Regions from separate parts of the Mus musculus genome. Here region 1 is linked to region 2. Evidence: chromatin loops called from intact Hi-C (ENCODE). Cell type or tissue: left cerebral cortex. All regions are shown on one strand. Links, peaks and the distances in the headings refer to the core of each region. The heading gives the core; the rest is flanking DNA. Region 1 has its middle 66 kb from the start of Nkain3. Region 2 has its middle 17 kb from the start of Nkain3.

Region 1 (5,387 bases), core at 150-5,149, 49 kb before region 2:
GAAAGAGAAACTAAGGAAGATAACACCCATTTGACAAAAATAAACTTAGAAATTGGCACCTAAAACTATAATTATCTGAAACCCAGATGCCTAGAGGCCAGTTTAAGAACATAATCCACAACAGCCAGGGCCATCAAAGAGTTCTGGGTTTCTATTTAAAAAATACTAATAACTGTAGGAGTTGAAAGGGAAGTACCCCAGTTCAAAGGCCCAGAAAAATATTTTTAACAAAGTCATAGAAGAAAAATTTCCTAACCTTTAGAAGGAAATGACTACAAAGGTAAAAGGAATTCACAGAACAAATACTGGACAATCACTTTTGAAATTTACATGGCAGTTTCTCAGAAAATTGAGAATTGATATACATTAAGAACCAGCTAAGTTATACCAGTCCTCAGTATATACCCAAACCACATTCCACCATATCAAATGGAAACTTGCTCAACTATGTTCATAGTAGCTTTGTTTGCAATTGACTGAAACTGGAAACAACTTGTATTCCTTTACTAAAGAATGGACAAAGAAAATGTAGTACATTTACCCAATGGAGTACTACTCAGTTGCTTAAAAAAGAATGTCATGAAATGTTCAGGAAAATGGGTGGAACTAGAAAAAATTATACTGAGTGAAGTAACCAGACCCATGAAAGCAAACATGGTATGTACATGTACTCACTTGTGAAGTGATATTAACTGTAAAGGATTATCATGCTACAATCCACAAATGCAGAGCAGCTAAGTAGCAAGGAGGGCTCAAGGGAGTATGCACGGATCTCCCTGGAAAAGGGAAATATAATAAGCATTGCTGTTTAACTGAGGGCAGGTGACAATGAGAACAGCATAGGTCAGGATGGGGTAGAATGGAGCTAGAGAGTACTGGAATGTGGGGGGGGGGGGCATTTCAGGGTCAAGGTGGAAATCAAGTACAATGGAATCTACTAGAAATCTACAAAAGTGACTGTAGCTAAGACTCCTAGAAATGATGGCTCCTGGAGCCTAAACCGGCAGTCTCCTATAACCAGGTAAGCCTTCCAGTGGAGGGTTTGGGATGTCAACCCAGTCACAAAATCTTTAACCTACAATTTATCCTATCTTCAAGATGTTCTGGGGTAAAGGTGGCAAAGAAATTGTGAGACCGTTGAGCCAATGACTGGTCCATCTTGAGACCCATTTTATGAGTGAGCGCCCCTCCCCTGACACTGCTTAGAGAATCAGGAACCAGAGGCTGAACAGCCCAGAGATCTAGGCTAGAACTAAATGTGATTGGGGAAAAAAAAATCCACTGAAGTGATTTCTAATGATATTCTGCTATGTTAGTAGACAAGAGCCTAACAGTGAGGTTTCATCTAGCAAATGATAGGAGCAGATACAGACAACCAATGACAAACATTAGTTGAAGTTGGGGAAACATTACAGAAGACAGTTAACTGTGAGGAAAGATTACAGGAGCCACAATGGGCCAGGATAACACACACACACACACACACACACACACACACACACACAAATCCCCCACAGAATAACTAATCAGAACTCATAGGGCTCACAGAGACTGAAGTGATAATCAGGGAATCTGCATATATGTTACAGTTGTGTCCTTTGGTCTTCTTGTAGGACTTCTAACAGTAGTAGTAGAAGTGCCTAATTTTATTGCAGCTCCATATGCCATGTTTGGTTGCTATCCCTGGGAGGCCTGCCCTTTTCTGAAGAGAAAGACAAGGCAGAGGGAGAACAGCTCTGAGGGAGAGGAGAGGTAAGGGGAGGAACTGATAGGAGAAGAGGAGGGGAAACTGCATTTGAGATGTAATATATGAGAGAAGAATACATTTTAAAAACTATGTTATATCTTTTTTTTTAAAATAAGGGTAAGATCACATACATCAATGACTGGCTGTAGAATACACACACACACACACACACACACACACACACACACACACTCTTCAGTGTTTTATAGCTAAGAACCGCTAAATGCTAAATGTTATTCCCTCTGCTGTGCATCAGTGAACACAAGTCAACATTCCCATGCTGCACCATGCTCCAGAGTCTAGGCGTTCCATTTAGCTTCTTCATGACTCATTGATCTAAGCTTTTAGACACTCTTGCACTTCATGTTTCTTAGGAGGTGGTGATTAGAACTAGCAGCAGACAGCTCACCAGGGACAACTTGAAATGCTCCTAGAGCTGTATTAATGATGGCAGGAGCTGGGTACGGGTCTCTGAAAGGTGAAAAATTATAGGTCTGTGAGGTATACTCCTTCCAATGCTTTCAAGTTTGCTCCCAGGTGGATTTTTTTTCTAAAAATATGTCATCTCAGTGAACATTAAAAATTCCCATAGCAACGACTTGTCTGGCTGTGATGGTAGATTTTAGGCATCCAAGTTTTATGGTGAGATTCTGCTAAGCAGGAGAAATCTGCAACCTGGCAGCTAAGCCAGACTCATACCCCAGGTGTTCTAAATAATAAATATTCTTTCTCTTTTTTTGCAACCTGTCTACCCTTCAAGCAGGAGTGGCTACATTTGTCAAAGCAGTGGGGGTGTCAGGGAGAAAGTGAAATTGGGTGTTTTACTTTAGTTTCCACTAAAAGCAGAGCCTGCGAAGAGTCTCCAGGGCAGGTAATTTGTCTGAGAGATGATCTTGAAAACCAGAAATTAGAGAGAGACAGGGCAGAATGACTGAGAAAGGAGAGAAGCTAATATGAGCGAATATCTTTCCTTCTGCTGCTGAAGGCAGTTGGGCGCAGTTCATGCAGAACTGCTGAGAAGAGAGCAGAATCCTTCTAAGCAATTCTCATCACTCAGGGGCCTTTTTCCATTCACACTTTCCTCCCATTGCTTGAAGGTCACCACCAAGGGTATCTGTTTCAGGCTGCTTGTTCCGAAGTACAAAACCAGTCCTGTGGGCGTTTCTGAAAGCTATGAAGCACGCTTATTGACATAAGCAGTGCTTATGTGTGGATGAGCAAGTCGAGAGAAGCTTTATGTCTGGAACTACCTGCCACCACAGGTGAGACTAAAAGTGGCAGCTGCTACAACCCAGGCTGTTTCCCTGTTCAGACTGTTTAATGTCCTTCACTGAATCCATTTTGTTGCTGTAATTTCCAGGTGAAGACTAGCTACAGTTCTTATCCTAAAGCTTATTTATGTGGGACTCGTGAACTGAGCAGTAGCATTGTGCTGTCAAGACCATAAGTAGACTCTGTGATCCAATTCTTCATCTAGTTCTGTTGTTTTGCTCATCCAATAGTTCTGCAGAACTCAGCTGCTCACCTAGTAAGTTTTCTAGACCTTCATATCTGAGTCTGCCTTCATACTTGCTCTACCCTGTTAGTGCATCACTGCTGTGATTTTCTGTTCAGTTATCATCAGACACTGAATTGCCAAAGAACATCTCAGGATCTGAGCACTGTAGACACACTCTTCTCTTAGTTCTAGGTGTCACAGTAAGTAACCCAATGATGGCCACAGTTTCAAGGCTAAGTGCTTTGGTTAAAGACTGTCTTTGTAGCGCTCCAACACTATGGGGCTAAGATCTGTACTCCAGGTATTCTAGAGATGTGCTGCTGGAAATGATGGGTTGGAAGGGGCTTCTGCTTGTGCCTTTGCTTAATGTAGAGACAGCTTCTATCTATCTATCCCTAATCTCCAAGAGCCATTAATCCTTATAAGGGACTTTACTCTGGCAAATAATGAATTTTCAAATTACATATTGATTCTCCATTTACCTCCTATTTTTATGATCCAATCCTTGGCTTTCTTTTTGATGTGCTTTGCCATAAGACTATAAAAGATGTTTCAATGCTAACCCAGAAACCCACTGGCTATCAAAGCCTTAGCTTAGTAGTTGGACATTGAATTTTTGTTTTGTTTAAAGCCTTCAAAACAGTTTGCAAAGCCCAGCAAATTTCAAGCCCTTAAGAGTCACCTCTGGCTCTTTAAACTCTGACCTTTCTTACTCTCTAGCCCTCCTTCACTCTCTCTCCTTCCCCTCTCTCTACATGGCCATGGCCAGCCTCTCTCCCTCTTTCTACCTTCTCTCTTTTCCCCTGCCTTTCTACAATAAAGCTCTAAAACCATAAAGAGAGAGACAGAGACAGAGACAGAGACAGAGAGAGAGAAGAGAGTCACCTCTGACTCATACTGTTTAGGTTCCAATGTTCCAGGATGACCCAGTATTCAGCCTGTCTTTCACACCTATATTTCAGAAATATGTCATAATAGATTCAATTCAGGATATATCAGGTGTTGTCACTGTTCTTGAATGTGATCAGATCTCTTGAGATATCTAGTTCTAGAATTCCATCACAAGTATTTTCTTGGCTCACTTTCTATGCCAACTACCATGGTCTATGTTCTAATAGATAAAACAAAACAAAACAAAACAAAACAAACAAACAAACAAACAAAAACAAAAGAGAAAGACAAAGGGGCAGAACTCTAACATAAAAGAAAATTGGCAATGTTGCTTTTATGGAGAACAGTAGCACAATTATTCCAGAGCTATAACAGCAGAACAAATTCTCCCAGAAATAATATCCAATGGCTATTTTGCTCTAATGGACAGGCTTTTTGCATGCCTAGGTTGTGCATGAACAGAAACTGATATAAAATCTTACCACATTAGATACTATATTTAATGTGCTTTATTCACTATTGGTATATAGCCAATGCTCTGTAAGTATCCCAGGGGAAAGCTGTTATATCCATATAGGCCTATGACCAGTCTTCTCCAAATCCCTATAAAACATCCCCCCAAAATACTTCAGAGTATCCATTGATGTCCTTTATCAGGGTCCAGGGTTCATGGACCAAAACAGATTCCTCTGTGACATTATCAGATACCTTGAGAAAATACAATGATATTTGCCTCCTCTTCAGGATCCTATTGAAACAGAGAAATTATTTAAATCTCACGTGCCTTACAACAAGAAAGCCCAGCTATATGTTACTAACTCTTCACAAACATTTCAATAAATAACTGCTCACTTTTTTATAGGTAGAATCTGTAGATAGTCAAATTAAAGCCTGGTGGCCATATGCAATTTTTGCTACCTCAATTCCCCAAAGATGCTACTGCCTAGGCAACATTAAATGTGCAAGATATTTAGTGGATTTGTACCCTGAGATGAAGAAGAAAAAGTCATGAGTCGTAGAGATCCTTAAGATTCTGATACATATGTGGTCCCTTAAGAGAAAGAGGGAGCCAGACATATGACACATGTTGATTCCATACAACAATCTGGAAGCTGAAGCATGGGATTTACCATAATTTAAAGAACAGCTTGAACATCTTGTAGATATTGGAGAGGACCAGGTCAGTTATTTAGAATGACCCCTTTGCAGGAGTTTGGGGAATCAAAAAAGGTCCCAGCCTATTTTACAGTT
Region 2 (5,387 bases), core at 264-5,263:
AAAAATGCAAATAGATCCATTCTTACCTCCTTGTACAAGGCTCAAGTCCAAGTAGATCAGTGACCACTACATAAAACCAGATACAATGTATCTAATAGAGAAGAAATGGGGAAGAGCCTTGAACACATGGGCACAGGGGAGATTTTCCTCAATAGATCAACAACGGCTTATGCTCTAAGATTAACAATATACAAATGGGACCTCATAAAATTGAAACACTTCTATAAGCCAAAGGACACTATCAATAGGACAAAATGGCAACCAACAGATTGGGAAAAGACTTTCACCAATTCTACATCCAATAGAGAGCTAATATCCAATATATACAAAGAACTCAAGAAGTTAGACTCCAGAAAACCAAATAACCCATTAAAGAGTGTAGGCTACAGAGCTAAACATAGAATTCTCAACTGAGGAATACAAAATGGATGAGAAGCACTGAAAAGAATGGTCAACATCCTTAGTCATCAGGGAAATGCAAATCAAAATGATCTTGCCATTCCATCTCACACCAGTGAGAATGACAAAGATGATCTAAAATTCAGGTGACAGTAGATGCTGGCAAGGATGTGGAGAAAGAGGAACACTCCTCCATTGTTGGTGGGATTGCAAGCTGGCACAACCACTCTGGAAATCAGTCTGGAGGTTCCTCAGAAATTTGGGCATAGTATTACCTGAAGACCTAGCTATACCACTCCTGAGCATATACTCAAAAGATGCTCCAAAGTATAATGAGAACTCATGCTCCAATATGTTCATAGCAGCCGTATTTATACTAGCCAGAAACAGGAAAAAACCCAGATGTCCCTCAACAGAGAGATACAGAAAATATTTTACATTTAAACAATGGAGTACTCCTCAGCTATTCAAAACAATGACTTCATGAAATTCCTAGGTAAATGAATGGAACTAGAAAATATTATCCTGACTCAGGTAACCCAGTCAGAAACACACACACATACACACACACACACACACACACACACACACACACACACACGGTATGTTCTCACTGATAAGTGGATATTAGCCCAAAAGCTCTGAAAACCAATGATACAATAGACAGATCATATGAACCTCAAGTAGAAAGAAGACCAAAGTGTGGATGCTTGAGTCCTTCTTAGAAGGGGGAAAAATACTTAGAGGAGATAGAGGGTGGGAGGAACTTGACAGGAGAGAGGAGGGGGATGAGAAAAATGAGGCAGGATCAGGTATGAGAGGATATAGGGATGATATAGTGAGGGTCAGGAAATTGAACAGAGGTGTGTAGCTATGGGGGATGAGGAACTGTGGGGCAATGGGCTATTCACAGACAGGCTGGTCTCCTGTTGAGCTGAGGTGTGGAACCCCAGTACCCAGTGGTGATGATTCACCTCCATGGTACAGTAGGCATTCCCTCATGTCTCCTGGACTCCTGGCTCCTGTCAAAGTTACAGACCCCCACAGCCCCCACAGGAGAAGCTGTGGCTAGTATGGCTAGTAGTCACATAGACAATGTCCCAAGCTTCTGACCTTCAAGCTAAACTTCTCTCAGTTACCTAGCAACAAGATAACAGCCCACCATAAGAGGATCTGCTTGGCCCCTCCTCACGCTCTTATTCTTACTCTCTCCTCACTCTCTTTCTCTAACTTCTTTTAAAAAAATTTTATTAGATATTTTCTTCATTTACATTTCAAATTCTATCCCAAAAGTCCCCTATACTCTTCCCCCCACCCTGCTCCCCTATCCACCCACTCCCACTTCTTGGCCCTGGTGTTCCCCTGTACTGGGGCATATAAAGTTTGCAAGACCAAGGGGCCTCTTCCCAATGATGGCCTACTAGGCCATCTTCTCCTACATATGCAGCTAAAGACATGAGCTCCAGGGGTGCTGGTTAGTTCATATTGTTGTTCCACCTATAGGGTTGCAGACCCCTTTAGCTCCTTGGGTACTTTCTCTAGCTCCTCCATTGGGGGTCCTGTGTTCCATCCTATAGATTACTGTGAGCATCCACTTCTGTATTTGCCAGGTACTGGCATAGCCTCACAAGAGACAGCTATATCAGGGTCCTTTCATCAAAATCTTGCTGGTATATGCAATAGTGTCTATGCTTGGTGGCTGATTATGAGATGGATACCTGGGTAGGGCAGTCTATGGAATGTCTATTCTTTTGTCTTAACTCCAAGCTTTGTCTCTGTAACTCCTCCCATGGGTATTTTGTTCCTTATTCTAAGGAAGAATGAAGTATCCATGTGTTGGTCTTCCTTCTTGATTTTCTTGTGTTTTGCAAATTGTATCTTGAGTATTCTAGGTTTTGGGCTAATATTCACTTATCAATGAGTGTATATCAAGTGACTTCTTTTGTGACTGGGTTACCTCACTCAGGGTGATATCCTCCAGATACATCCATTTGCCCAAAAATTTCATAAATTCATTATCTTTAATAGCTGAGTAGTACTCCATTGTGTAAATGTACCACACTTTCTGTATCCATTCCTCTGTTGAGGGACATCTGGGTTCTTTCCAATTTCTAGCTATTATGAATAAGACTGCTATGAACATAGTGGAGCATGTGTCCTTATTACCAGTTAGAACATCTTCTGGTTATATGTCCAGGAGAGGTGTTGCTGGATCCTCCCGTAATACTATGTCAAGTTTTCTGAGGAACCGCCAGACTGATTTCCAGAGTGGTTGTACAAGCTTGCAATCCCACCAGCAATGGAGGAGTGTTCCTCTTTCTCCACATCATCACCAGCATCTGCTGTCACCTGAATTTTTGATCTTAGCCATTCTGACTGGTGTGAGGTGGAATGTCAGGGTTGTTTTGATTTGCATTTCCCTGATGATGAAGGATGTTAAACATTTTTTTTCAAGTGATTCTCAGCCCTTCAATATTCCTCAGTTGAGAATTCTTTGTTTAGCTCTGTACCCCATTTTTAATGGGCTTATTTGAATTTCTAGAGTTCAGCTTCTTGAGCTCTTTGTATATATTGGATATTAGTCCCCTATCAGGTTTAGGATTTTTAAAAATACTTTCCCATAGCTTTTCTTCTCTCACATTTCCCCTTTCTCTCCTCTTGGCCATGGCCAGTCTCTCTCTCTCTTTCTACCTTTTCTCTTTCCCCCTGCCTTTCTACTATAAAGCTATAAAACCACAGACTATCTCTGTCCATCAAGTCCCACTGTGCTTGAACGATGAGATAGGCTTTCTTCTAATGAGCCATTTCTAATCTCCTGATGGAAGGCCTTCCTGTGCTCCAGTCAAGGCCCAGACTAGGGACTCTCACCTGCTTGGGAACCTCTCTCCCTCTGCCCTCTCTTCCATATCTCTGGGACTGAGGGTGTCACCCCGGGGCCCCTGGTATAAGGGGATGCCCCTTCTCTACCCCCTGTCAAGTGGGGTCCAGTGGCTTCACACAGTCAGATATCCACCTGGGGCTGAGTGGAAAGCTTCTGGAAGCCCTCTTGCATCTGCCTGCCCAGAGCACAGGAGCTCTGGCCGGACATCGGCTCTCTCCCTCCCCCCTTTTTCCCCTACCTCATAGCCCACAGGGAACTAGGGGTAGCCACCAGAAAGTCTCTGATGCCAAGAAAGTAGGAGGCTCCCAGGACCCAACAGGGATGAGAATCGCTGAAATGCCCAACAAAGGGGAAGGAGAACTTGTAGAGACCATATCCAGAGGTTAGGCAAGGCATCTTGTTGGGGGATGGGGCCACCCACTCATCTCCAAATTTTTAACTCAAAATTGTTCCTGTCTAAATGAAATACCGAGACAAAGTTTAGAGCAGAGACTGAAGGAAAGGCCATTCAGAATCTTCCCCACCTGCATTCCCATATGCAGCCACTAAGGCAAGACTCTACTGCTAATACCAAGAAGTGCTTGCTGATAGGAGCCTGATATGGATGTCTCCTGAGAGGCTCTGTCAGAGCCTGACAAACACAGATGTGGATGCTTGCACCAACTGAATACAGGGAGGAGGAGTTAGGGAAAGGACTGAAGGATCTGAAGGGATTTGCAACCCCATAGGAAGAACAACAGTTTAAATCAGCCATACTCCCCAGTGTTCTCAGAGACTAAACCACTAACCAAATAGTACACATGGAGGGAATCATGGCTCTAGCTGTATATGTAGCAGAGGATGGCCTTATCTGGCATCAATGGGAGAAAAGGCCATTGGTCCTGTGAAGGCTAGATGCCCCAGTGTATGGGAATGCCAGGGCCAGGAAGTGGGAGTGGGTAAGTGGGTGCAGGAGCACCCTCAAAGAAGCAGGGGAAGGAGAAATAGGGTAGGGGGGCTTGCAGAGGAGAAAATGGGAAGAGAGATCGCATTTGAAATGTAAATAAATAAAATATCCAATAAAAAATAATCATATTTATTCCAGAGGCTCACTTCCTGGAACCTACTGGCAACTTAATGTTGCTCACATGCATAGGCACGTCCTGGCCAAGGTGTACTTTTCTCAGGGTAGGTGTAGTCATTTAAAAAAAAAATCAGACAATCTTCAACCTCCTTCTCTGGCAGAGTGTTCCCTGCTTTGGAATCCCTGCCTCCTTCCAGTCAGACAGTAGTCCTGAATCCACCACTTACTTCCCAAATCCTATCCAAAGCCCTCAGTATCTCTTGGATTTTCCATATACCATAGCATCCCCAGTCCTCAGGAAAGATAGAAAAAGCTAACTGCTCCTTTAAAAACTCCCTTGTCAAACTGGAACAAGAATATCTCAATTTGGTAAAGCTCTTGTCCTGGACCCTTCTCAGGCTATAGCCTCTCCCAAAGCAATCTGTTCATCTCATGTACTGAGTTCATATAAGGTCAACTTCTTCTGACCCCTGGTCTTTACCTGAAACCCTCCCCTCCCTGATAACCTACTCACCAAGTTAAGCTATCATCTCTGCTCCCTCCATTGGACCTTTTCTGACCCTTGCATACGTCTGCCATTTGCTGATCCCTGTATATCTCCAATCAACGCTGGGAATTGGGTTCTTCATTTCCCTGCAGATCAGTGCCCCTCATCTCTTTACTTGAATGTCAGGGCCAGTCAAGGTAATTATTGTAACCTTCACAGTCACTAAGTTTAAGGGTCTTCCTCGTTGAATTCAGCTATTTCACTTTAAGCCCTTACTCCCCCATCTCAAGATAACTTTCCTTCCTATATATCAACCCCAATAGAATCCTGCTCCTTTAAGTTTCAGAGGACATGCAAATCAACCATCTTGGTTCTGGAAGAACAAGGTTTTACCTCAACAGCCATGCTTAACTCTACTGGATTGGACATAGTTTCTTCCTTCTCCTACTGCCTGTTTCTATACAGGATAACTCTTACATATGGAGATATGATGTCCAAGAAACCCTCACTTATAACAAATAGTCCCTCAAAATAAGGTTGAGAAATTACTCCATAGC

What was found. Hi-C counts contacts between places; a loop is a spot of excess contacts. Peaks named below come from ENCODE experiments on the same cell type or tissue, not always from the same donor. Only the 100,000 strongest peaks of a DNase experiment are listed, where the experiment ranks them.
Region 1: it touches region 2 in a loop (2.2-fold over the local background); 2 of 42 quality-filtered maps call a loop at or near these places.

What each region holds. Positions count from the first base shown.
Region 1 is chr4:20,841,490-20,846,876 of GRCm38, reverse strand. No RefSeq gene overlaps it. Among named protein-coding and RNA genes, the nearest start is that of Nkain3, 66 kb to the right of the region's middle. In left cerebral cortex, for the core only: no CTCF peak of the experiment used is centred there; DNase peaks (open chromatin) are centred at 2,092 and 2,519.
Region 2 is chr4:20,792,703-20,798,089 of GRCm38, reverse strand. No RefSeq gene overlaps it. Among named protein-coding and RNA genes, the nearest start is that of Nkain3, 17 kb to the right of the region's middle. In left cerebral cortex, for the core only: no CTCF peak of the experiment used is centred there; no DNase peak of the experiment used is centred there.